Regions from separate parts of the Mus musculus genome. Here all the other regions are linked to region 3. The links are chromatin loops, found by intact Hi-C in ENCODE. Cell type or tissue: heart. All regions are shown on one strand.

Evidence for each region. Peaks named below come from ENCODE experiments on the same cell type or tissue, not always from the same donor. Only the 100,000 strongest peaks of a DNase experiment are listed, where the experiment ranks them.
Region 1: it touches region 3 in a loop (5-fold over the local background); 14 of 42 quality-filtered maps call a loop at or near these places.
Region 2: a loop joins it to region 3, with 2.1 times the contacts of the local background. A loop is called at or near these places in 4 of 42 quality-filtered maps.

Annotation. Positions count from the first base shown.
Region 1 is chr1:66,696,508-66,704,507 of GRCm38, reverse strand. Unc80 (unc-80, NALCN activator) reads right to left here. Exons shown (of 65, transcript NM_001368824.1): 65 at 5,358-8,000. Rpe (ribulose-5-phosphate-3-epimerase) reads right to left here and starts at 3,677. Exons shown (of 6, transcript NM_025683.3): 1 at 3,480-3,677. The coding sequence starts at 3,601. In heart, no CTCF peak of the experiment used is centred here; a DNase peak (open chromatin) is centred at 3,627; H3K4me3 peaks cover 2,159 bases; H3K27ac peaks cover 1,296 bases.
Region 2 is chr1:66,742,757-66,750,756 of GRCm38, reverse strand. All of the region lies in intron 6 of Kansl1l (KAT8 regulatory NSL complex subunit 1-like), which reads left to right. Gm46093 (a long non-coding RNA gene) reads right to left here. Exons shown (of 2, transcript XR_003947842.1): 1 at 1-8,000. Among named protein-coding and RNA genes, the nearest start is that of Gm46093, 8.5 kb to the right of the region's middle. In heart, no CTCF peak of the experiment used is centred here; no DNase peak of the experiment used is centred here.
Region 3 is chr1:66,812,822-66,820,821 of GRCm38, reverse strand. Kansl1l (KAT8 regulatory NSL complex subunit 1-like) reads left to right here and starts at 3,227. Exons shown (of 15, transcript NM_001122738.1): 1 at 3,227-3,448. In heart, CTCF peaks have their summits at 3,433 and 7,414 (motif pointing right); DNase peaks (open chromatin) are centred at 3,181, 3,561, 4,301 and 4,611; H3K4me3 peaks cover 2,950 bases; H3K27ac peaks cover 2,585 bases.

The DNA of each region.
Region 1 (8,000 bases), 120 kb after region 3:
GTCTTCAGTCGCATATACTGTGCTTGTACCGTGTGGTCTTGAAAATTAGTTTGCTCAAATTTAGGTTCCATTTATTATTAAAACAATCATGACAAGTATCATGGGCTGAGAAGCTGAGAATCTAATAAATACAAATTTACTTGAGAAACACAAGAATAACATGTAAAAGTACTGACCTCCAAGTTAAGTGAACAATTTGTGCTCTTGGTAATAAACTCAATGACCTGGGTTTAATAAATTCACTAAGAGCCCAATATGCACCAAAGTTTTCATGAGAAACTAAAGGCTTGTGGCTAAGCCATAACTAAAAGGTGCAAAAACCTAGGCATGCAATCAGGTGTTTCGGAACTACCGGACAACATGAATTATCAAAGGATTTCCAGCCTCTTTATGAGAGGTACTGAGGTTCCAAAAACCAAAGAACATGATTTTTTTATCAAATGCCTCAGATTTCTTACCAGAATAGGAAATCCTAAATTAATTTTCTCGAAAGCAAAGGAATTCACCAGAAATGCCAGCTTCATCACTATTTCACTCTGACATTCCCCACGACCCTCCTCAGAAGGAAAGTGTAACAAAGGGTTCCTCGTGCCTGAAACCAGGGACTTGCTGGGGATAATCCATAGCTGCTGTAACAGAGGAATCTACGTCTCCTCTCTTAGCAGGTCCCATCAGCATCCCTATACTTTAGTAATAACTGGAAGGCAGTCTACTGCAGACAAACCAACAAACAAAATGTAAGAGGATTACGGTTGGTACAAAACGCACCAAGACAGGAACCAGAAAATCTTCCCGGGGATCAGGAACTGGAGAGTCTTTGGCTGGTGGCAAAAGGAAAACTGAGCAGGTGAGCCAGGCTAGAGAAGGTAGGGCCCAGGACACAATGAGAAACTGGTTACAGATGCTTGCCTTGCTCAATTCCACACAATCAAGGCCTTACCAGAATACAGAAGAGAATTCCAAATCTTTGATATCTCCAGCAAAAGTCAGAAATTCAGTATTTATATAAAATCTCTCCAACGTAAATGAAATGCCAATGACTAATTTAGAAGTAGCCGTGTGTGCGTTGCTCCCATAGTTGGGATCAGCACATTCCAGCTAGCATTCTGCCATGGTGTGTTTTGTGCTTTTCTCAAAATGTGTTTCCAGAAAAACAAACCTGTTCTTTACTTCAGATATTTAACCATACTTGTGTCTGGCCACCTAGTGTTTCTTAGCCTAGTTTCTGACTTTCTAGATAAGATCAGTTTGAAACAGAGAAGAAAACGGAGGGGTGGAGAGTAAGCAGAGGAGGCTGGCCACCTTTGTAAAGGGATCCCACAGCTCTCTTCTGGAGACATCAGGCTTTGTCTATTCTGCCAGAGTGATGGGAAAGGAGCTGTACTTCCCCAAACTGGTTTCCTCTTTTGCAAAAGATGAATGGAAATAGCTTTTACTTCAAAGGAAAGAAAAAAGGTAGGTATAGATTTAAAGGCATAAAAATTGTTAAAAGTAGAACGATTTAAAATAATTTTTTTGCCTTATTTACTAACTTAAGTCTGATATGGGGAAGGGGGCCAGCTGGGGGAAGGGGGGGGCATCGGTGATTCTCAGAGATGCTTTCTACTATTACTAAGCAATGATAACATGCTTTAATGTCTCTTATCAAGGAAAGTCAGATCCTGCTCTTGGAAAGTTTACAGTACACCAGGAGAGAGAGACATAGCAATATACCTTACTCTTCACGATAACATATTAACCTCAAAGAGTACCTGGACAGCCCACAGAGCCCTGGCCCTACACAAAGGACCAGATATCTAAGGAATTCTGAGAGCAGGAGACACAGTCTCATCCAATACCAAATGGCCAGCTCTGAAAATATACACACAAGTGGCATTATACAGACTGAGCAGGTCAAATTTATGTATTTAGGGATATATGTGTGTCTGTATTTTTACATATGTATTTAATAATATTTTAAAAGGTCATGGTTTTGAAAAAGAGCAAGGAGGTATAGGGTCTGTGTGAGGGTTTGTGGGAGGAAAGAGAAGGGGGAATGATTTAGTTATATTATATAGAATCTCAAAAACTAGACACGTTTAAAAATAAGGTTAAAAAAGCTGGGCACACTCAGGAGGCAGAAGCAGGTGAGGCAAGCCTGGTCTACAGCAACATTTGTATTAGCAAAGTGAAAGCACTGGTGTCCACCCCTCCCCTCTGCATCAAGCAGGCTCATTACACCTGCAGTCTGTGCCATGCTAGGACCCCTACATTTTCTCAGGCATCGAAATCAACACCATCTCTGGGGTACACATTCCAGCCGGTCAAGGGCTTTCAAGTAAGTGTTAAGAAAAATGAGATTTAACCACGGAGAGCCAAAAGAAACAAAACTGCTATGGACAAAACAGCAGTGATGTTAAAAAGAATTAGTGTAACTGAGTGTGGGGACCCGTGCCCATAATCCCAGCATTTGGGAAGCTGAGGCAAGATTTTGAGTTTGAGGCCAGTTAAGATTTATACAGACCTTGTCTCAAAAAAACCAGAAAGAACAGCAAAACCTCCAACAAGAAACGAAACTGATGTAAATAACACATATTTGCCAATGTGACTGAGGGCAAACAGATTTTGCTTATTTGAAATAAATTTATTTTTCTATCTCACTCCCAAGGTCTTTTATAATTTTATGTAAACTTTCGGTGGGAAATGCTAGTCAAAAAGCCAAGAAGATTCAAGTTCCAAGTCTGTCACAATCTTCTGTAATCTTGAGCAAGTCCTCCAGCCTCCTTTGGGTCTAGGTTTGTTTCCTCACTTTAGAACCAACTTAGGAAACTTGTACCCTGATTCTGAGCATTATAACTACAGTGCTTAAAAATTACTTACAAAAAAACTGACCTCCCTGAAGAGCAGGGTGCCTGAAGAGAAAATAGACAGGAAAATCAGAATTCGAATGGGTTATTCGATACAACTAACAACTGCAGAGAATCTGTTACACGCCAGGCACTGGACTTGCTCGTTTCAAGTTCCCCAAGACGCGGAAGCGTTCTATGATCAATAATCCTTCCATTTTCCTCACACTGAACCCGAGTCCCAATCAAGGCTGAAGCGGCTTGCCTAAGACAAGTCGGCAAGTGGTCGAACTCCGGAAGCCCATCCAGGTGTCAAGCTGAGGCTGTCTGCCGGCTTTGTCGAGAACTAGTTAGTTATCTGAGTTCGATCGAGCAAGTCGCGCCTGTCCCGTTGGGCCTCAGTTTCTCTACGAGTTCACCAGAGGAAGATCCTGAACACTGGAGGTGGCTCCCGGGTCCTATCACCACAGGTTACGGGGTGGCGGGGAAAGGACCGGGCCCCAAAGTCAGCCAGGGCCGGCTCGGTGCCCTCGGCAGCGCGCTTGGCCAGGCAGCCCGTCGTCGCACAGGGGCGCCGTGCACCCAACAGGCGCTCGCTGAGGTGCAGCGACGCCGACCCGCGCGGCCAGCCCGCCCCGAGCCCCGCGGAGTTACCCGTCCATTACATCCAGGTGCAGGTAGTCGGCCCCCGAGTCCAGCATGCGCAGGCACTCGGCCCCCAGGTTGGCCAGGTCGCTGTTGAGGATGGACGGGCCGATCTTGCAGCCCGACGCCATGGTGCCGGTTCCCTAGAGCGAGTGAGCCCACGAGAGCCCGGGCCAGCCAAGACTCCGTCCCGATTGGGCGCGCCGCACTGGCTCCGCCCCCTCCCACCTCGCACTCTCTTCCGGACTCTGCCGGAAGCAGCTGCCCTGCGGCGAGGAAGTCCCGCCTCCTCCTGGGGGGGGGGCGTCAGCTGGCTGGCTAGGGGCGGAGCCAGGTGCAGAGCTTCTGCCTTCTGTCTTGGATTTCCAAGGATCTTCTGGCTTCTTTTCCTTTTGAAAGGGAAAATAGTTTATTGAGTACAATGTAAGAAGTTCTACGGGTTGATCAGCTAGACTACCACCTACAATGTAGGAAATTTGTTTTTATTTTTTTCTCTGTTTCATACACGTATAGCATATATTGTGATCATATTCAACCCCATTACCCTTTCTTACCCCAGCCACTCCTCCTGACCCCTTCTTCCCAATTAACTCCTCTCCTACTTAAATAACTTCACCTCACGTGTCTGTAGGTTTTGTGCAGGGAGCCACAGTTGCTTATGCAATCATTAATTGCAGCATTCCGTTGAACTTCCCCCACCCTCTGTCTCTTACAGTCCTCTCTTCTGAGATGTTCCTTAGTCAAGCTGCTGATAACTGGTGACTGCTGAGTACTCAGTGTAGGAATTTTTGCAGTAGCTGAAAGTATAACGTAAAAACAAAATTCTAGGCCTTTAGGCCCAGGCATGGGAATGTGACCTCTGTGACTTAATGATGCTAATCATAAAACAGATAGCGACATTCCTCCACCCACCCGCTTCCTGGGTTCAAAGAGTGTTCATTCAAAGAAAGTCACCCTGACCATTGCTATGCAAATGTGCTATTGTTAGGGGCTCTTAGAAACTGTCTTGAGAGATAACTGGAACAATTACCAGGTATTCCTTGTGACTCTTGTGACTTTGCACTTCCTTGGGACTCTTAACTGGTATCTTTGGTATTTTCCAACAAAGCCCTCCCCACTTCCTTGAGTTGTGGTTTCTTCCTTTAAATACCTCCTTACCCAGCTAATCGGTGTGCCACAGACCTCTACCCCTGCGTGGTGTATGACCGTGGGCCCGAGAGCCCTCTTGAATAAGTTTGCAGTAAGACCGTTTCTTGTGTGATTTGGGGTGTCGCCTCTCCTGAGTCAGAACGTGGGGGAGTCCTCACGTTGTGGGTCTTTCATAGCCAGTCTGATAGAGTTGCTATCCAGCCATAATTCTTGAAATGGATAAGTGGCGTAATGTCAAACGTATCCAGAGTCTGGGCCAGGAAAAAATGAAAAGGTACATGAAGATACACGTGGATAGAACAAGAGCAATTCCTAAAGAACAAGGATAGGGCTCTCATAGTTTTATTAAAAGCATGCTGGTAATTTAGATGCCATGGTTTCTGCAGGGGACACAGTTAGAAGACAATAGTCTTTAATATTCTGACTTGGGGATATACCAGCATTCCGGGTCATAATCCGGGCAGTGAAGTCAATTTGGCTTGCTGTCTTCCATATCTACATTTTGCTTTATTTTGAAAGATAGAAGATGAGAAACAGAAGTAGGTAGGTATCAAATATGGCGGTAGAGGGACTGGGGGTGTTTACCCATTAGTGACTTTAAGCTAAAAATGGCTTTAGGCTTCCACTTTAGAGTGGAAGTCTGAAGAACAAGAGATGAAGGAAGGCACAGACCAGGTCTTGAAAAATGATCCTGAATGAGCTATCCCATTCCCAATGGAAAGAAGTGAAATTAGAGCACATTAAATGATCTTAGATTTATTTTATTATATGTGCATATTCAAACACAGAAATCATTAGCTTTCATAAATATCTTTCATAAACATCTCAGTATTTATTCAGATGCATTTTCCATGCTCTTTGGTCATTCAGTATTCATAACAGACTTTATAGTCATCTGAAGGAAGTTGGCTGTGTAGTCAATCCTTTGTCTTCACCTACAAAATGGCTAATAAAGGACTTTAATCCCATGGTCACAGTGACTATTAAAAATATCATGGAGGTACGTAGATTTATGATCCTAAATGATCTTTAAATAATATAAGTAAATTTATCATAAACTTTTCCAAATACATTCTGCCCTCTATTTGTGTTTATTCTCCTGAGTGTCAGATCAAAGTTTGCTTCTAAAATGCTGCAGTTGAGACCCACAAAAATAAATGAGGAAGTGGGCTAGTTTACTCACTGCTGAGACACAAGGCCATGGATTGGTAGTGTGAGGTCACAGAGTGAAAGTGGGACTCTATGTGACAGCAGCAAATTCGGGAAAGTTCTCTGGTAAAGTATCCTGTGTAACTCAAGGAAGGTACTTAGTTCATGTTTTGGACTATAATTCTATTCATTTATGACCTTTTCTTCCCTATGGATCTCAGTACACACTCAATTATTTCCTCGGAAACTCTAGGAGTGGGCAGCAAAGTGGAGAAAGTTCTTCACTGACTAAAAGAACAGATGCTAAAAGAGAGATGCCATCCTGGCTTAAGTTACTCTTGGAGGCTTGAAGCAGAAAACCAACAGATGCCTCCAGCACTGCCATGTGCCCAGTGGTACCCCTTGACAGTGTTGTTCTCAGTGACTTGTTCCAACGCACTCAGTAACTCACTTCCCTTGTCATAAGAATCAAATAATCTAATAGAATTATAGAAAACACTGAATGCTGCGAATGAAAGAAAAATGTCTATTCTAGAAAATTCTGCATCCAGGATTTAAGCTGCTTTAATCTGGATAGTACACATGGGTACTCACTATCATGGATGATGTATTTTTATTTCTCAAGGTTTCTCTATAAAGTTGCTTTCCAAAGGAGCAATTTTAATTGGATGTAATTGTTTAATACCTGGAAAGTGGGTGCCTGTTTTATCCTTCCTCTGAATGAGATAAATATTATTAAGCATCACAGATTAAGATATAATCTAATTTTACTAATATATTGATCAAAAGTGATAATTAGTTCTTGTCACATTTTTGAATATTACAAAAGATTGTCAATTAACTTGAACTTTTATCTTAACTGTTTTCTTTAAGTTATTCCTTCAAACTCCAGGTAACAGTATTCCTGAGAATACATCTTGTGACAGTCTTATGCACATACATATACTTTAGTTACCACACATAAACATTCAACACGTTTAAGGACACAATAAATGGAATAGATGAGAAATCTCAAAAGTCCCAAGACGAGAGCACTCCCACTCTGTAAGTCCCCATTTCTCAGAGTGGTCATGTCTTTTCTTTTTTCCAAGATAAAACATTACTTAGCTTACTGAAAAAGTTAATAATAGACTTCCATACACGAGAGTGAAGGAGTCAGATTAAAAGGCAGACAGACCAATAAAATCATTTCTCAAACAGCCCAACACACTTAAAATATATAAAGGTATTTAGGGTTATTATTGAGTATTTAACAATTCTTTGACCTCTATACTTCTTAAATATCTGACACAATTATAGAGATTTTGAATCACAAGTCCAAAAGAGGGAACAAAGCACAGACATATAAACGCACACAACTCAGACACTTGTAATTACCAAACATAAGGCCTCTAATGCTAGTTGAGCAGCATAGTTTTTAACAGGCAAAATATATCAGCTTAGAACCAGAAAACCACTTACATGTCCACTTTTGCACTTAGAAATGAACTGCACATTAAGTATAAATGATGTGAAGGTGTTATAACACAGAGAAGGTTTGTTTGTCTCCTGGATTTCCCATGCATGTTCTCAGCCAAAAGGCCAAGAAGGTGGTTCTGCCCTGATTTTCTGACCTGGGGGATTTTAAATTTTATCCTAGTTAACTTATAGGTTACCTTTCATTCTCATGGTGAATGGGATCATAGCCCCAAAATATATTTGATTTTATAAGTCACTGTGCTCATTTAATAAATAATTCTAACATAAAAATCGTTTCCTTTATTATTTGTATGGGTTTATAGGTATTTTCTTTATAGTATACATTTTATAGCCAACATAGTCAATATTTAAGCATATAGAATATATTTTAAACTCATCTCAACATAATCAAAATCTCTGTTTAACTTCTACATGAAGACTAACACACACACACACACACACATCGATGTAGGTATGTTATGAGATTTTTTTCAGGGTTTAGTAGTTACATTTCTCTAATGTAAACTGCTAAACTTTTGAAAAATGTTTATGAACTGCATGATGTCCAGCCCTTCAATAATCGACTAAGTACTGGCCTGACAAGCCTTTCAAATTTTATTCTTTTTTTTTTTGAAGTAACTGCACTTTAAGTTAAAGCCCTATTTGTAATATATACAAGCTGTCTGAGTCTATAAAGAAATTGATTACTCTGACTTTCCTTCATTAACTGTGATCTCCTAAGGATCATAGAATATTTGACAACTGAGAAAAAGT
Region 2 (8,000 bases), 70 kb after region 3:
GTCAGTTACTTCCTGCATGCAGTCTGCCCTGGGGTATCTTAGATAAACCTATTGACAGTTCATTGGAGAAAACTTTTTCCTTTGCCAGCAGCTATCATTTACAAATAGCTTCTTGGTTAAAGGTGGAACCCGGTGTCTACTTCCCCTCCTAGTACTGGACACCTTCTGGCATGAGCCCTTTCAGGTCTTCTTGTACACGAATTCATGTATGTGTTAGTCCTGCAGAGTCTGCAAGACACTATTTCCCTGGAGTCATCCATCACCTCTGACTCTTAAAATCTTCCTACCTCCTTTTGTGCGTTGACTCTTGAGCCTTGGCGGGAGGACCTTGATGAAGATATCCTACTTGGGAGTGAGCACCCCAAAGTATTATTGTCAGTTGTGGATATGTGTGTTAGTTCCTACCTGCACCAAGAAGCTAACCCGATAAGGGATGAGTGAGGCACTAATCTCACTCAGGACAATTTTTTAGAATGTGCAAACTACTTATATTGTCCAGGCTTTCCAAAATGCAAATAATGAATTTACTGACTGAACTCAGTGAATGTGGGATTTACTTTGAGAATCTCACACTTAAAATTTATAGAACAAGAATACATACTAAAAGACATGCCTGGGGTTATCATTTAAAATTACCACACTCCATCCTCTGGATCCCAGAAAGCGACATTTCTAAACCACTTAACCTCCCCCCTTTAGGTGTTACAATCAAGTTTGAGGTCTCAGACACCATCAATAACATGTATAGGTACCTGTATTGAGGCTTTAGGTATGACTTCTCGGTGTGTACAGCTTTCAAGCATCGCTCCTCTCTATTAACAAGTTTAATTTTGTGAATAAAGTTATTGGTTATTTGCCCTATAAATACCCAACAGACGAAGCTAGGCAGAAAAAGAAACTGCAATTTGGGGAAATGTATGGCATAGATTAGTTGTGAAATACAAGTAGATACACTGCAGGCTTGTTGATTAGAGTCTGTGAAGTAGTTCTTTGGTTTTGAACATGCAGAAGTCCCGCATCTCGCCTGCCTGACAATCCTGGGGCTATGAGGAGCTCTATGTAGTAGGTGCTTTTCTCAAGTCCCATAGTAGGTGCTTTTCTCAAGCCCACAAAGGCTCTTATATCGGAGGTCTTGAGACTAAAGACTCAGTGTTGTCAGTGGCTTCTAGCTCATCTTCATGCTAATGTTTTATCTCCTATTTCAAGAAACCATTAGTTACTGTGAGCACTCTGCCTACAAACACTCAGGGTTCGGGTACAAGCCAATGGATAAATGTACTTGCAGTGTAAGTGAACGCACCGTAGAAAGGAGAGAAACAGCCCCTCTGTCCTCTGACAGTCTGTGTGGTCTGTACATTCATGCATGTGCACATGCGCACACACAAAAACTGACAGAACTTTTTTTTTTAATGCAGAAGTAATGTATTGCACCAAGTCACCTGAGCACATAGCTTTCTATTTAATATTCTGAGGTAGAAACTTTTGAGTGTGTGAAAAGTGGGGCTGATTCTAGTCCCTTCTTTTGTCTAACTGTGTTGGTTTTTGTTTTATCTTGTTGCATTTTATTTTGTTATCTCTAAGAAGCCTGTTCTTTTCTAATGAGGGACAGACCAGGTTAACAGTTGCTAAAACTCCATAAAGTTTTCAAATCTAGAAACTTTGAAATCTCTAGGCAGATTATATTATTTATTGTCTGCTTATTTCTTATGGGGATACATTGGTTTATTCCTAGAGAATCTATGATTTTATATTTGGTAAAATGTAATTAAAAATTATTGACATGTCTACAGTATAGATGTCTTTAAATCTAGGAAATTATATTGGCAGGTATGGATAAGATGTAAAAATATTCTCCAGAAAAATACTATGTATGATTTTTAACACATAAATATAGTCAATAACATTAAAGTAATATTCGTTACAATTAGTAATCAAAATAAGAATGATTATCTGACCATAATGTTGTTTAGATACTTCTTGGTATTCTTTATTGCTGCCATACAACCTTCTGTTGTAGTTGGCATTACAGCCGTAGGTACCAGGGAGCCACCCTACCTAATTCCTGGCAAAGGGAGTTCTCTTAACATTGGGAAAGAACAGACAGTTCTAGACTTCAAGGTAAAATTCTGAATATAGCTTACAACCAAATACTAATGATTACATATTTTCTCTCATACATGAAACTGGCTTTAAATGTTTATATATGTGTATGCATGTGGGAGTATGTGTAGGTAGTCATGGAAACTAAAAGGAGGTTCATGAAAAGAAAAAAAAAAGCAAACAAAAAGACAGGCTTTGCAAGAACACAGTCAGAAGCTAATAGAACATTTGATGTGGACATGGAAGGAAGAAAGCTGGGAAATCATCCAAAACTAAGGATATATGGAAATGCCATCAGAGAACCTGTTTGTATGTTGGCTAAAAATAAACAGGACGTAGATGATTAGGCATACTCATAGTTTATGTAATAGTATAACTCGTTCCATTTAAAGATAAGATATCAGGATTATTTTAAGATTTTATTTGAGGAATGCCAGGGCCAGGAAGTGGAAGTGGCTGGATTAGGGAGCAGGGTGGGGGGAGGGTAAAGGGGACTTTCAGAGAGGAAACTAGGAAAGGGGATAGCATTTGAAATGTAAATGAAGAAAATATTTAATAAAAAAGAAAAGTTCCTAAAAATAGAAAAAAAGATTTTATTTAATAAGTATTGGAACCAATAAATCAGGAAACTTATTGTAACAGTAGATTTGAGGCGATATTATGTTTCATTGACCAAAGTACAGCCAGCTAGCTGAGAATATGGCTAGGAGTTGGGGAGAGGCCCAAGTTTTTGTAGTCTGTTTACAGTCTCTTCATTCATATTAGGGGTGAGGACAGGGATAGTTACTCTTTTCCTAAAAATTCTATATATTCACAGCACAAGTTATAAATTATTACACTATAATATAAGGAACATGGCCTGGTCAGTATTTTTACCTAAATTTTATTTGCTGGAATCTCATTTTTGTGTTCTATCCCCTTTAAAATGTTTTTACATTTTAAAAATGCATTTTAAATTTAATGTATTTTAAATTAAAATTTAATTTTATTTTACCTTTCCTCTATCCTTCCTCCAGCAAGACCACTCTCTACTTGATGGCCTCACTGTTTTTCAATATTATATTTCACATACATTCAAAAATGGAAGGTTCCCCCTTGCCTATGCTATTCTAGTTCTTTTATGTTTCTTTGTCTTCCCTTGTTTCTATGTAAATATAACCTTTAAGCTTGTTTATCACTTACAGTGTTGTTCTGAAGAATTATGTTTGCACTTCAAGGAGCTACTTACCTAAATAGTAAAAAGCCATAAGAAAACTATGGAAGACTAAGAAACGATTTGAGAATAATTTTTCCATTACTCATCAGTTTTAACATGTAATCTACAAGCCAAGTCATAAAAACAAAAACAGTTCTAGTAGACATAAAATTTAAAAATTGGAATAAATCTTAAAATTAAGATTGCATTCACTAAAATTCCTTAATAAACCTTTAAGGCAAGTTGGTAAAGTAGTGTTTCTAAGGCTCATCACTGATACTTCAGGGCTTAGCTGGTTGTAGCCGGGTGGGTTAGCAGCATCAGGGCTTAGCTGGGTGTAGCTGGGTGGGTTAGCAACATCATTCAGAAGCACAAACAGGAGTTTAGAAGAAAATAGACTCAAATTCCTATTTTAATGTTTTCATTTTCTCTCTAAAATATAAGATAATTGGATTTACAGACTTTGTTTATATGATTAATGGGCACTTCATTTTTAATTAAAAATACTTAAGTAAAATATTTTTGGATAACATCTAAATAATTATAGGTATGTTCATCCTTTGGTTAAAAAATTAGAAAAATTTCAGGCCGGGTGTGGTGGCGCACGCCTTTAATCCCAGCACTTGGGAGGCAGAGGCAGGTGGATTTCTGAGTTCGAGGTCAGCCTAGTCTACAAAGTGAGTTCCAGGACAGCCAGGGCTACACAGAGAAACCCTGTCTGGAAAAACAAAAAACAAACAAACAAACAAACAAAAATTAGAAAAATTTCAAAGTTAATTTGATTTTATATAGATTTAAATTCATGTTGGAAAAATCAGGCACATAGACAAATTACATTTCAACAGAAGTATCTCAGCTACTCTCCTGTACCTTGAGGGAAGAGAGAATAAATAGTCTGTAGGAGACATAATGAGTTACAATGATATAGGAAACAGGGGAATTGGAGTGTCTGAGGTGTCCAATTAAATGAAGAAAAGGAGGTGACAACTAGTATTTAAGTAATAGCAGTCTACTACTGAGAAACCAGCTCTTCCTCACCTGGGAGTCATATCTACTTTACCCCATAAAGAATATCTTCTTTAGATAATAAGTAATCGTGGTAAAGGAATTCCTAGCTACATCACTTCTATATTCCAAGGAATTCACGAGTTGAAGAAATTTAATTTATTACATGCATACCATTACTTCTGTGAGAAAATATGCCTTAGGAATTGCAGTTCAATCTAGATGGTATCAAATTTTACTAAGAATTAAAAATGATTTTCTAGAGGCAGTTGCACATTTTGGTCATGTGTTCTGTAAAACACAGTGGACTGATATCCTAGTTGTATTTTTTGTGGGGGGAGGGCAGCACTGGGAATTGAACCCAAGGTTTTTTGCTCATTCTAAACAAATACTCTGCCATAGAGCTACACCTTGAACCTGTTGTATTTCTTACTAGGGCACTGTTGTGCCATGCTCTAAGAAGCTATCCTCAGTCGTTCTTCTGGCAGATAGCAAAGAAAGTTGTCTGCTTCAGTTCCATTCACCTGGGACTTCTCATATTCCAAGAGTTAAAATGGCTATCTTTCATGTCACCTAAGAGCAATGCCCCCAAGACAACATGAAGAAAGATACAAACCACAAATATCATTTACACTGCTTTGTGAAGCACAAAGTAAATCACTCGTCTGTCCCAGAGTCAAGAGGACGGAGAAACATCTTTTAAAGAAGAGTTTTAGACTTTTAAAATTTAACTAGGTGTAGTTGTGTACATAGGCACACGAATGCAGGTGCCAATGGAAGCCAGTGGGGTCAGATACACAAACCCTGGAGTTACAGATACGCATAAATATACGCTTAGATGGGGGCTGCAACCCAAAATCTGATCCTCTGGAAGAGTAGAAAGTACTCTTAACTGCAGCCATCTCTCTAGCCTTGTTGATACAGAAATCTTTTCATAAGAGGTTATACTTTTAAGAATGGAAGGAATTTGTGCCCATTTCTATTAAGCAACCTTCCAAATGAGGTCTGCTTTGGAAAACATAGGTGGACCTCATTTCAGAAATCAAAGAGAAGAAACTGTATGGCTACCTTAAAGAGTCATGCTGAGACTAAATTATATTAAAAGAGTATACAACCCAGTCCTTGCCACATAAGAATTCTTCTGGTGGAATGAGGATGATAGTCAACAAATTAGAGTACTGTTGGGGAATCAGTGATGATCTCTGTGGGAAGTGAAATATGAGTACTATTTTACAATGATTACTATGGAGCCTCTGAAAGTGTCAGTTTGCAATAGGGAGAGACTAGGAAAACAAGGAACTATCAGAATAAACTAGAAGTAATGAAGACTTGGATCACAGGAAAAAAGACTTTTTGTAGAATGAATTTTGTAGAATGAATGACTTGTCTTAACTGATTTGGTAAAATAAAGGAAAAGTTTTAGAAGAGGAGAAATAGAAAAAACTTACTTGCAATTATGGTGCCATTGAATTCCTTTCATAAAATTCCTCACATAAATGCTAATAATAATAGCATACTAACATCAAGAATTAGGACATGGTAGAACATGAACCAAATCTGACTCTATTTCATGCCTGTTGTTTACAGTTGTATAAGCTCTGCTGTGCTGTGAATAGAAAATGTTCTTCAGACCACAAATTCATATCATATTTTTAACCTAGGGTGGTCCTTAGTTTTGTGTTTGCCCTGGACTCATTCTTTGTGTTATGTATTAGTTCTTTCAAGCCAGTGAGGAGTGGCATTCTGTCATGTTTGCCTAATATAATGTTAATTGTTCTCCTCATATTTCTGTGTTGATTTATTTTCTCTATTTCTTCCCAATATTTCTTATTTTGGAGACATTTGCAGGCCAAACATGTTTGCATTCTCCCTTTCACAACAGAGCAGCACAGCCCTGATTACTATGAATGAGCCTTACAAAGTGTGACCTTCCAGTGCGCTAAAGCTGGTAGGAAACAACATCCATACAGGTCTAGAAAACTTCTTTCAGGAAGGACTTGTACTGGGGAAACAGGCCTTCATGTAGATCAGTGCAGTATTTAGATGTTTACAATAATGTACTTGATATGTCCTCCTTCCCTTCCTTCTCCTCCCTTCTAGAAAGCAACATTACCTACCTCGTGCCATGCAGTGCTTAGACAGTGGAGATACTACACTGAAGAAGATGTAAGGGTTCCCACCGCCATGGGGCTAACACTCAGCTGGGAAAAAGACAAAATTTAAATGTTAATGGATACAGTTTTTTGGAAGAATACAATGAAAATGAGGAGATAGAGGTTTCTGGAGCAAAGAAAAAGACCTAAAAGCTGACCCTGATGGAAAGAGATTAACTTCCAGAACAATTGTAATAAGCAACCATAAAAAAATCAAATTTTTAAAAATTAAAAGTAAAATTGTTGGGATTAATCTGTCTTTTTAAGGATTAGAATATAAGGCCAAAAGAATTTCCTAGAACACACAAAGCATAAATTTCTAACACCTGAGAAAAAAGGCATATATTCTGAAAAAGTTCATTAGCTATTCAGTATTATCAACTAAAATATGTAAATAACCCATACCTAAACAGAGTCTCATGAAATTTACGAAAAAAATATAAGCTCTTAAGGCTTCTAAAGGAACATAAGGCCCACAATGGGTAAGGATGGCGCTGCCGCTGAGACTGATTCTTTTAGGTGCAACAGGACAATAGAAGTTCTGAGGGAACAGTTACCCCAAATTTAGGAGTGAAACTAAATTATGATGATTATGATATGAATTCTAGAGGAAGTACAATCACATCAAGAAATTATTAAAACTAAAACTATTTACCATATAAGAACCATTTAAATATATATTTTAAAAACCAAGGTATGTCCCCAAAAGGAGACTGTAAATTTTCTAAGATCATGTAACTCTTTACATAGAAATATGAAAGTTTTATGCCAAAGACCAGCTTTGACACCACAGGGTAAACTGAGGCAGGCAGAGAGATGTGATGTTGGTAATTAAGGTGGTGATAAGAGCAACGATATAACCCATCTCCCCCCTTGCCCCAAGTGCTGACAGTGGTGGGCGATGTACAGGGTCGGCACGACTGACAGAACAAAATTATCTAGGGCTGGCAACAGTGCTCAGGGGGAAACTCTGATCTCTCGTAACTCTCTCTTAAAGGTGGATGGCGAGCGAGAAAGAAAAAGATCTCTTCATGCAGACACACACACACAGCCTGCGGCCAGGCCTGACCACCTGTTTCATCAATTTCACAAATGCATGTGCATATTTATATATACACATATACCTACATATGTATGTACACACATACAGATAGACTTATCTACATTGAATGGAAGGCACAGCACGCCAACAGCCACACTTTATTTTTTTCTCTCAGCCTTTTTATACTTTCTTAGACAAAAGTTCTTTATAAAATTACCTCACTGATAAAATGTCCACAAAAGGGAGTTACAGAGGCTGTTGATAGTTCAAAACAGTATTTCACTCTATAAGCTCATAAGTTCAAAGCAACAGTTTCATATGGCCTTGTTTTATCATAATGTACACTTGTATCTGCATCCTTTCTCTTCTTAATACAATTTATGAAAGCTCATTGTATTCCTTACTATACAGCCTTTATTCTGACGATGGAGCACATGCTACTCTTGATTCTAACACTTTCTTCCTAAAAATTATTTGAATCAAATCATGAATTCTATTAAGTCCT
Region 3 (8,000 bases):
TTGGACAAGAAGGCTGCCTTTGGATCCAGTCGGGACTGTGTGGAAGTACAGTATCTCCCTGCTTGGATGCCACTGAGCTTAATTTTAAAAAGTCAAAACAAAGCCTCCAGGAAATGAATAGAGGGCTGCAGAATGCAAGAATGAAACGTTCTTCCATTCAACCTTTGTTGGGAACCATGCCCTAAGCTCCTGGGATTGTGCTTCCATTCAGCATTGAGCAGAATGGCCTGAGCTCATGGAACTTATTAATATTCTAGACCAGGGAGAGGAAAAATAAAAATCTGTGTTATGCTGGATGGTGAAGTACTGGGAAGAAATGTGGACAGGAGGGGAACACAAAAGGCTATGTTTGTAATCCACTCTTGGCGGAGAGCTGCTTGAAGCCAGCGCTGATCTTTATCTCTCGCATTTATCACGGTGTCAGCTGGATCCTAAGTGCGGCAGCAGTGTTTCCTGACTGGAAGAAGTGACTGAGTGGATGCCAGTGCCGGCTTTATCTCATGAAATCATGGCAATACTGCTTACCTGGGTGCTTTCACGGGCTCCCAGTCAGGTCATAATTATGTCAGCAAGAACTGTGCCCTTCTCTTCTCCTTGCTGTTGCTGGATTTTTACACCTTTCTCTTCTCCCTCTCCTTAACCAATAATATATTTTTTTCTTGGAAACCAGCTTTCTTTTAATGTATCTTTAAAATAATAGATACTTGATTTTTAAGAATACATGAATCCTTTCAGTATTGTGCTAAGTAAAATAGGAAAACATTTGACAAGTGTCTTATAATATCAATTTTTAGAATTTAAGGTATTCTAAGGTCACTTGGAAAACTGGCATGCTTATATTACATGGAGCAGAAAACATGACTTAGAATCCTGTTCAGTGTCAAGGAACAATGTGCTTAGTGTGTAATTAAGTGAGTTAAAATAACCTCTGTGCAGTGCCATTTCATACATATGAACTACAGCAGGTTACAGAAATCACTGAGTTTTCTTCCTTGTGCTTTTTACAAAATAAATTTCCAGCTTGTGGTATTACACATTCTTTTCTTATTACTTTTCCTTATTACTTTTGAAGTATCATGAAATTGAATGTAAAAGGAAAAGGAAAGTGTTACATACATGATGGTTTCATATTTTGCTATATCTATGTAAGGTCTACATAGTCTGGCAGACTGAGGCTAGCTATAAGATGCAAGGATTACCCCAGTGTTGGAAAACAACCTATTTCCTACCGTGTTTGATGAACAAATGAGATACTACAGTTAAAAGCTTGTTGTAGATTTCTATGAATTTTGCAAAGTTTACTATGCTTTGCAAATATAAGCACCCTGCTGCTCTGTCCCCCTTATGAGTATAAATATCACCACAAAATATGTTTTCAGTACACATTTGGTTAACTTACAAGGATTTTGCTTTGGTAATAAGCAATTACTTCACAGGGACAAAGTAACCTTTTTTTTTTTGTTTTTGTTTTGTTTTTTTGGAGACAGGGTTTCTCTGTATGTATAGCCCTGGCTGTCCTGGAACTCACTTTGTAGACTAGGCAGGCCTCGAACTCAGAAATCCACCTGCCTCTGCCTCCCAGGTGCTGGCATTAAAGGCGTGCACCACCACACCTGGCTTGACAAAGTAACCTGTAGGCTCCATAATTACCCCAGCTTTAAATTTGAATTCCTTGTCAGTCATTACTCTGCTAGATACTGAGTGTAGGGCCTCCTTCACCCATGCTAGGCAAGCGCCCTCTCTTGTCTATGATTTAACAATGTAAGAGACAGTGTTGTTTTCTGCTCCAATAGTTGGATGCATATCATCTCCACCTAAGGGTACTGCTTTCTAAGTTATTCATGCCTTCCTCCCATTTTTTTTTTTTTTGTGAAGCCTTTAAAATGAATGCCCAGGTGAATACAGGATCTTAGAACTGCTTGATCACCGTTGACTTCTCAAACGGCTATACATCCACTGTGCAGTTTTGTTTTGGGTTTAGACACAGTCTCAGTATGTCGCTATGATTATCCTGGACCTAACCACTAGACTAGGCTGGCCCACCTGTGCCTGGGATTAAAGGTTTGTACCATCACTCCAGACCCTACCACATTCTTTAAGTGTTTTACCCATCCCTTTAAATATGACAAATATCCAGTGTTTACTTTTTCCTCCAACACACTGTTAGTCCATGATTTTTAATTGAATGAAGGCAAATCTATTTTCTGGACTGCCCATCCTTGACCCATATTGAGCAATTATTGTTCTGAGTAATTTTTATAACCATTTTCCCTACTGTAGGCAGTTTATCATAAAAATTATTTCAGCTATTTATTCATGTACTAGAAAAAGAAAGAACAGTTAATTTTCCAACTCTGGTAATGTCTTAAGTATTGCTTCTTTATGACTTCAATTCTATACACTCCTGCCTGTAAGCCCTTCCAAATAAATAAGGTAGAAGTGATATATCGATCTAAAAATTCTAGTGCCTTTTCACTTCCTACAGCATTCTAGTGAAAATCTGCTTAGCAAAGCGTCTAATCTATTATCTAAGGAGCTATATTTAGGCTATCGTTTTTTTCTCAAGCATCAAGTTCAAGCCTGGGGAAATGCCCGGGTGCGTTTAACGGTGGTGAGCTGCGAGCTGCGAGCTGGGCCAGGTGCAAGACTCGCTCGCAGAGATGTTTCTGTCTCTAGCCAACTGTTTCCATTAAAATCCCGCTGGTCTGCGCTACCTCAGAGTTAACTGCAGAGCTCCTTAATCATAAGCTAACTCAAATGTATCCATGGCAGGTCTGCCACCTATTTTAAGGTCCTCAGAGGTCCGACAGAGCATGACTCGGGATCGAGCCTCTGGGACCCATAGAAGCAAAAGGTTGGAGCGTTGAGGGCTGCTTAACCCTCGGCCTGGCCAGGACGGCCCTGCCCGCCCGGAGTTTCCAGGTCTTATTTTCCTGTAACAGACCTAAAGAAACCGCAGCGCCCCGCAGCACGGCCGGCGGGGTGACTTTTGCGGGCTGGCACCGGGGTGGAGAGAGCGCGGGACAACGGCGGCGCGGAACGCACTGGGAGCCGGCAGAGTTCGGCCACCGCGCTCAGGCTGCTTTCAGAACGCTCCCAGCGGCTTCCGCGGGCCCCGCCCCCGCCGGGGTTTCCCCGCCGCCCGTCTCATTTGCATGGCGCGCCCCTCCCCCGCTGCCATTGGCCGGCGCCGGGCCCCGCCCTCCCCCACTCCCCTCCCTCCGCCGTAGGGTTCCGTCCCCCGAGCGCCCGGAGCTGCGGGCAGCGGGCGGACTGTTAAACCGCGGCGGCGGCGTCAGCCGGGGCGGGAGCGGGGCGCGCTCTGGAGACGAGTCGGCGGCGCCCCGGGTGGGGGGAGGCGGGCGGACAGCTAGAGATCGCCTCGGCGGCCCCCACCACGGCCGGACCGAAGGTGCGGCGGCGGAGGGCAGCCAGGGCGCCCCAGCAGGCGAGTGGCCGGCGTCGCAGCGGCGGGCTGAGGGGGGTGGGTCTCCTCGGCGGGGGACGGCGGCGGCGCGGGGCGGGAAAGAGCGGAGAAGACCGCCGGGTGGACTCGCGGGCTCGGCGTCCGCCGGGCAGCCCCCTTTGCACCCCGAACCCTGCTTGCCGTTGGACTGCGGGCCCCGGCACAAGACCGTGCTTTGGGGCAGGGGTCGGACCGCAGCCAAATTTAAACGGCTAAACCTAACAGCCTTGGCAGACACGGCGGGGAGGGGAGGGCGGGGCAGGGGGCGGGCCTGGATTCGAGTCACGTGGGGATGGGGCGGGGCTTGGCAGGCCTCCCTTTTGTTTTGGCTGGCGCGTGCGCAGAAGGCGGAACACGTGGTTTTTCTTGGGCACGCCCTCTCCCTCCCCCCCCCCCCGCCCCCCGCAAGGCTGGAGCAGCGGCGCCTGTCCTGGGGGTGTGGGGCGCTCTGTGGGAAGCTTTCCGTAACGCTGAGCTTGGCTGGCCAGCGGCGACATTAATTTCTTCTTATTTGGGGCCGTTATGGATTTGGCCTTTAGAATTGTTTGGGGTGGAAGGGAGTGTTGTGGTTTATTGAAAGGTAACCGGTCCGAGTTGGTGTTGCTGCTTGTGCCCAAGAGGGGAGAGGGCTAGCTTTAAAAAAAGAAACAGCGTTTGGTAAGGAGAAATAAATGCAGGACGGTGTTGTGTGGTCCCAAATCGGGGAAGGAGCTGTTGGGATCTGCCTTGCGAGGAGCGGGCGCTGCGTGGGCGTCCTCGGTACCCCCGCAGAAGGCGCGGTGGCGGTTCCCTGTCCTCGCTGTTCCCATCGCGGGTTCCCGGGAGACTGGAGTTGTGGGAGTCACCTTCTGGCTTTGATTCCCCCAGCTTGGACGCAGAATGTGCCGGAGAGACTAAGAAAGATTGGCCGCCGCCGCCGCCTTTAATAGTTTAACTTTGTGTTTGTAGAAAGGTTTTTAAATCCTGATTGGATAGGGCAAGTTTGATAGCAACATAACTTCCCCGAAACTGTTCCTGAGCACAGCTGGCAAAACAGGCAGGATTTGAGGGTAGAAGTAGTTCTAAAAATAATTCGACAGTGGAGGGGGAAAAGCGCAGGTGTGGAACGCAGACTGTTTAGTAATGCCGGGGGTTGATTTCTGCGGTTTCCAGAGAGCTAACTAGCCGTTTCCTTGGGCAAGTCACAGCCTTGCTGATACATCTGTTTCCTCTGGAAAACCGTTTCGTAATACAGTTCCTGCCTTAAAAGAGTGTAATGAAGATCACGTGCCTTGTGTTAGTGAGCATAAATCACCACGTAATGTGGTGGTGTAACATAACGTCAGTTTTTAACAAAGCTAGCATATTTTTGGAATTTTAAGAATAAGCCGTGAAGTAAGATATTTGATTTTCGCCAGATCTGTTGCACTTTTTGTGTTGTTTCTGGCCATGTAACCAGGCTGGCCTCCGGACTTGCTGTGTAATCCAGGTCCCCTTTAGAGCTGACCTAGGAACGTGTGCCTAACTGCTGTAACTTTAAGTTTCTCTTCACGGTTTGAAAGATCACTGTCAAGGTCTGCTATCACTTCTTATCTATGTATAATTTTCCCTAAAACTGGAGAGCATGCGTTTTCAGTTAATTTAAAAGTAGAAATATTAAATATTCTCTGAAAAACGATTTTAATAACTGCTTAACATTTTCATCATTTGAGTATATTTTTAGTTTTTCCTATTGGCAGATGTTTGGGGTTTTTCTAATATTTTGTGTAAATTATTACACAAGTCTTTGAAATAGTATACTCCCCTTTCCCCATTAGATTTATAGGAGTCTGAGCCGGTTTTTAAAGTTTTTATGCTCTTGTGACACCCCAATTTTGAGCATGTATTAATTTACTCATAGAGGTATAAATGTGTCTCCTGCCATAGCCTAGTTCATCACCCAGGATTGGCTATATGGGGAAAACCTTGTTGTCCACTCCCACTCCCACACTGACCTGTATGTGGTATCTGGTGCATTTCCTAACTTACTGTTAGGTATTTGAGAGAAAACTTCATATTCACATGAGTATAGCAAATAGTGGATGTCTAGTAAAGACTTGCCGATTGGCTGCAAATATTTAAACTTTTTTTTTTAAACCGGTGAGCCGTCAGGAAATTGTCTTTTCCTTTTTTGTCTTAAGAGTACAGAGTTGCTAATGTAGTAACTGATTGAGCTGTTTGAGTACTTGTTCCATACGGCTAGGCCTCACTAGTCTTTATAGTTTTCTATTAAATGTTCCAGTAACTTGCCATTGATAAGCATGGCATATCCAAAATGTTGGTCTGCTTTTCCTGCGTGTATCCTTACACGTGGATATCCTTGACTCACTCACCACGCTTCCAAGGTGCTACTGTGAACATTTCATCCTGATCATCGTTATTTCTCCCATAGACTCTGTGCTACACAAACAGGAAGGCAGTGTCTACGGTTCTGTGCTTTGTTCCCGACTGTTCACAGCCCAAGAGTTACTGCCCATGGCATTCCTGCTGCTGGTCGCCTATTCTTTCATGTAAACCTTACATGCAGCAAGCCATTCATGCTGTCATGATGTCTTCTTGGGTTTACACATATCTTGTTCCTTCCCATATAAGTCTGTGTTTGCTATATGAGGTGTCAGGTGAAGAAGTAGAAAGTTGTTTCCTTTAGGTTTAGGGCTGTCTTTAAGGTTGGTGTTGATCTGGCTTATCAAATTGTTACAGCAAAGAGTGAGGCTGTTGTGTAGTGCAAAATGACAGTGGGATATTAGCAGTTTATGACTAATGTGTGTTATGTCTTCTATCTGTTCTTAAAGCCTTTATTATAGTACTATAATAGAAAAATCACACAAAATAACTCATAAGTATTATCTTTCATATTTTATTCAGTATGTTATATTTAGAAAGAGAAAGAAGCTGAATAACTTTCTAAATTTCTTCCTGTTTTCTCTTAAGTGCTGTACTAAAGGAACATTTCACAGACACAGATTTTTTTCTTGCCTAGTCATGAAAGATAAAAACAAAAACATGTTATTAAGAATGATACCATACTTTCCAGTTGATAATGTATAGTGAAAATTGAGGATAATTCATAGTGGATTTTTTTTTTCTTTTTCTTTAAAGACAGGATGTTGCTATGAGACCTGGGTCAGCTTAGAAGTCACACTGTAGTCACAGCCACCCTGTAACTTATCTTTTAGTTTGTCTTTCATGTTGGGGTTTTGCTTGGCCACAAAGGAAAATTTGAATACTAAATGTTATTTCATATTTTCAAAAACACTTATTTCTATATTGATACAAAAGGTCAGCTTATTTATAGCATTGAAAATTTGTGAATATTTTAAATCATTCATGAACTTTGTAATGTTTCAGGTTCTTTTTGAGCTCTATAGGACCCAGAGTTCATAGGTATGTCTTTAGTAGTTTAAAAAAAGAAAACTGGAAACTGTGGTACGTAAAATTGCCAAAATGAATGGGCTGAACAAATTTATGACAATGTACTTTTAAGTGTAAATTTCTGCAATCAAATTTCTGTCCATAGGAAAAACCTCATTTTTATTCTTATGAGTCATGCACTTACAGAAGAAGAGTAATAATTCTGCTTCAAGTATGAGCTGTTTGATCTGTTATGTGGCCACCCAAGTGGCTTTATCTTTAATTAAATTCCTTTAGTCTTCAAAGAGAATTCCTTTTTAGGCATAGTTTTCAAAGTGGAAGAAGCTTATAAACATCATAGACTACAAAGTGCTGAGCTAACTATATTCTGCTCATGCCAGTTATTGCAGGGTTTTCTGTAGGGAACAGGGACTTCTCCTAAAAGAATACATAAAGATATCTGGAAATATGCTATATTTTGTACTTATGGCTTTCATTAATTCCTATTTTTTAATACTTTAAAACATTTTAAAAGATGGTGTGACTATCTGAGTGTGTGGGTTTGTGAGAGTGCAGTGTCTGTGGGAGCCAGAAGAGGGTGTTGGGTCTCCTGGAGATGGAAGTACAGTGACTGGGAGCTGACCTACCTGGGTGTTGGGGTTGAGTTTAGGTCCTCGGCAAGAGCAGTATGTGTTATTAACTCCTGAGCCAACTCTTCAGCCTAGTTCTAGTTCTGTGAGATAAAAATTCAGCCAATATGAACTCATTCTTGTTTTTATATTGCATTTTTGCTTTTATATGAACAAGTTAGAAAAATTGAATTCTCTTATATTTTTAGCATTTACAAGCCCAACTTAGGCCAGTGAGATGGCTCATTTTGTATGGGTGTTTGCCACTAATCTGATAACCTGAACTGGATCCCTGCAACATGAGTAGTGAAGGGAGAGGACTTCCCACATCCATTAAATGTCTCTGCTTTCCGTCATAGCACCCCACCACATGCTTAATAAATGTAAAGACAAAAAGAAAGCATCTCACATTTAGTTAGCTACTTTTCCTTTTTAGCATGAGTCCACTTCATGTAATACTTAAGTCATATATGTGGAAGTAAGTTTTGGTCCTTTCAAATTCAATTGGTAGGTTTTTGGTTTTGTTTTGTTTTTGT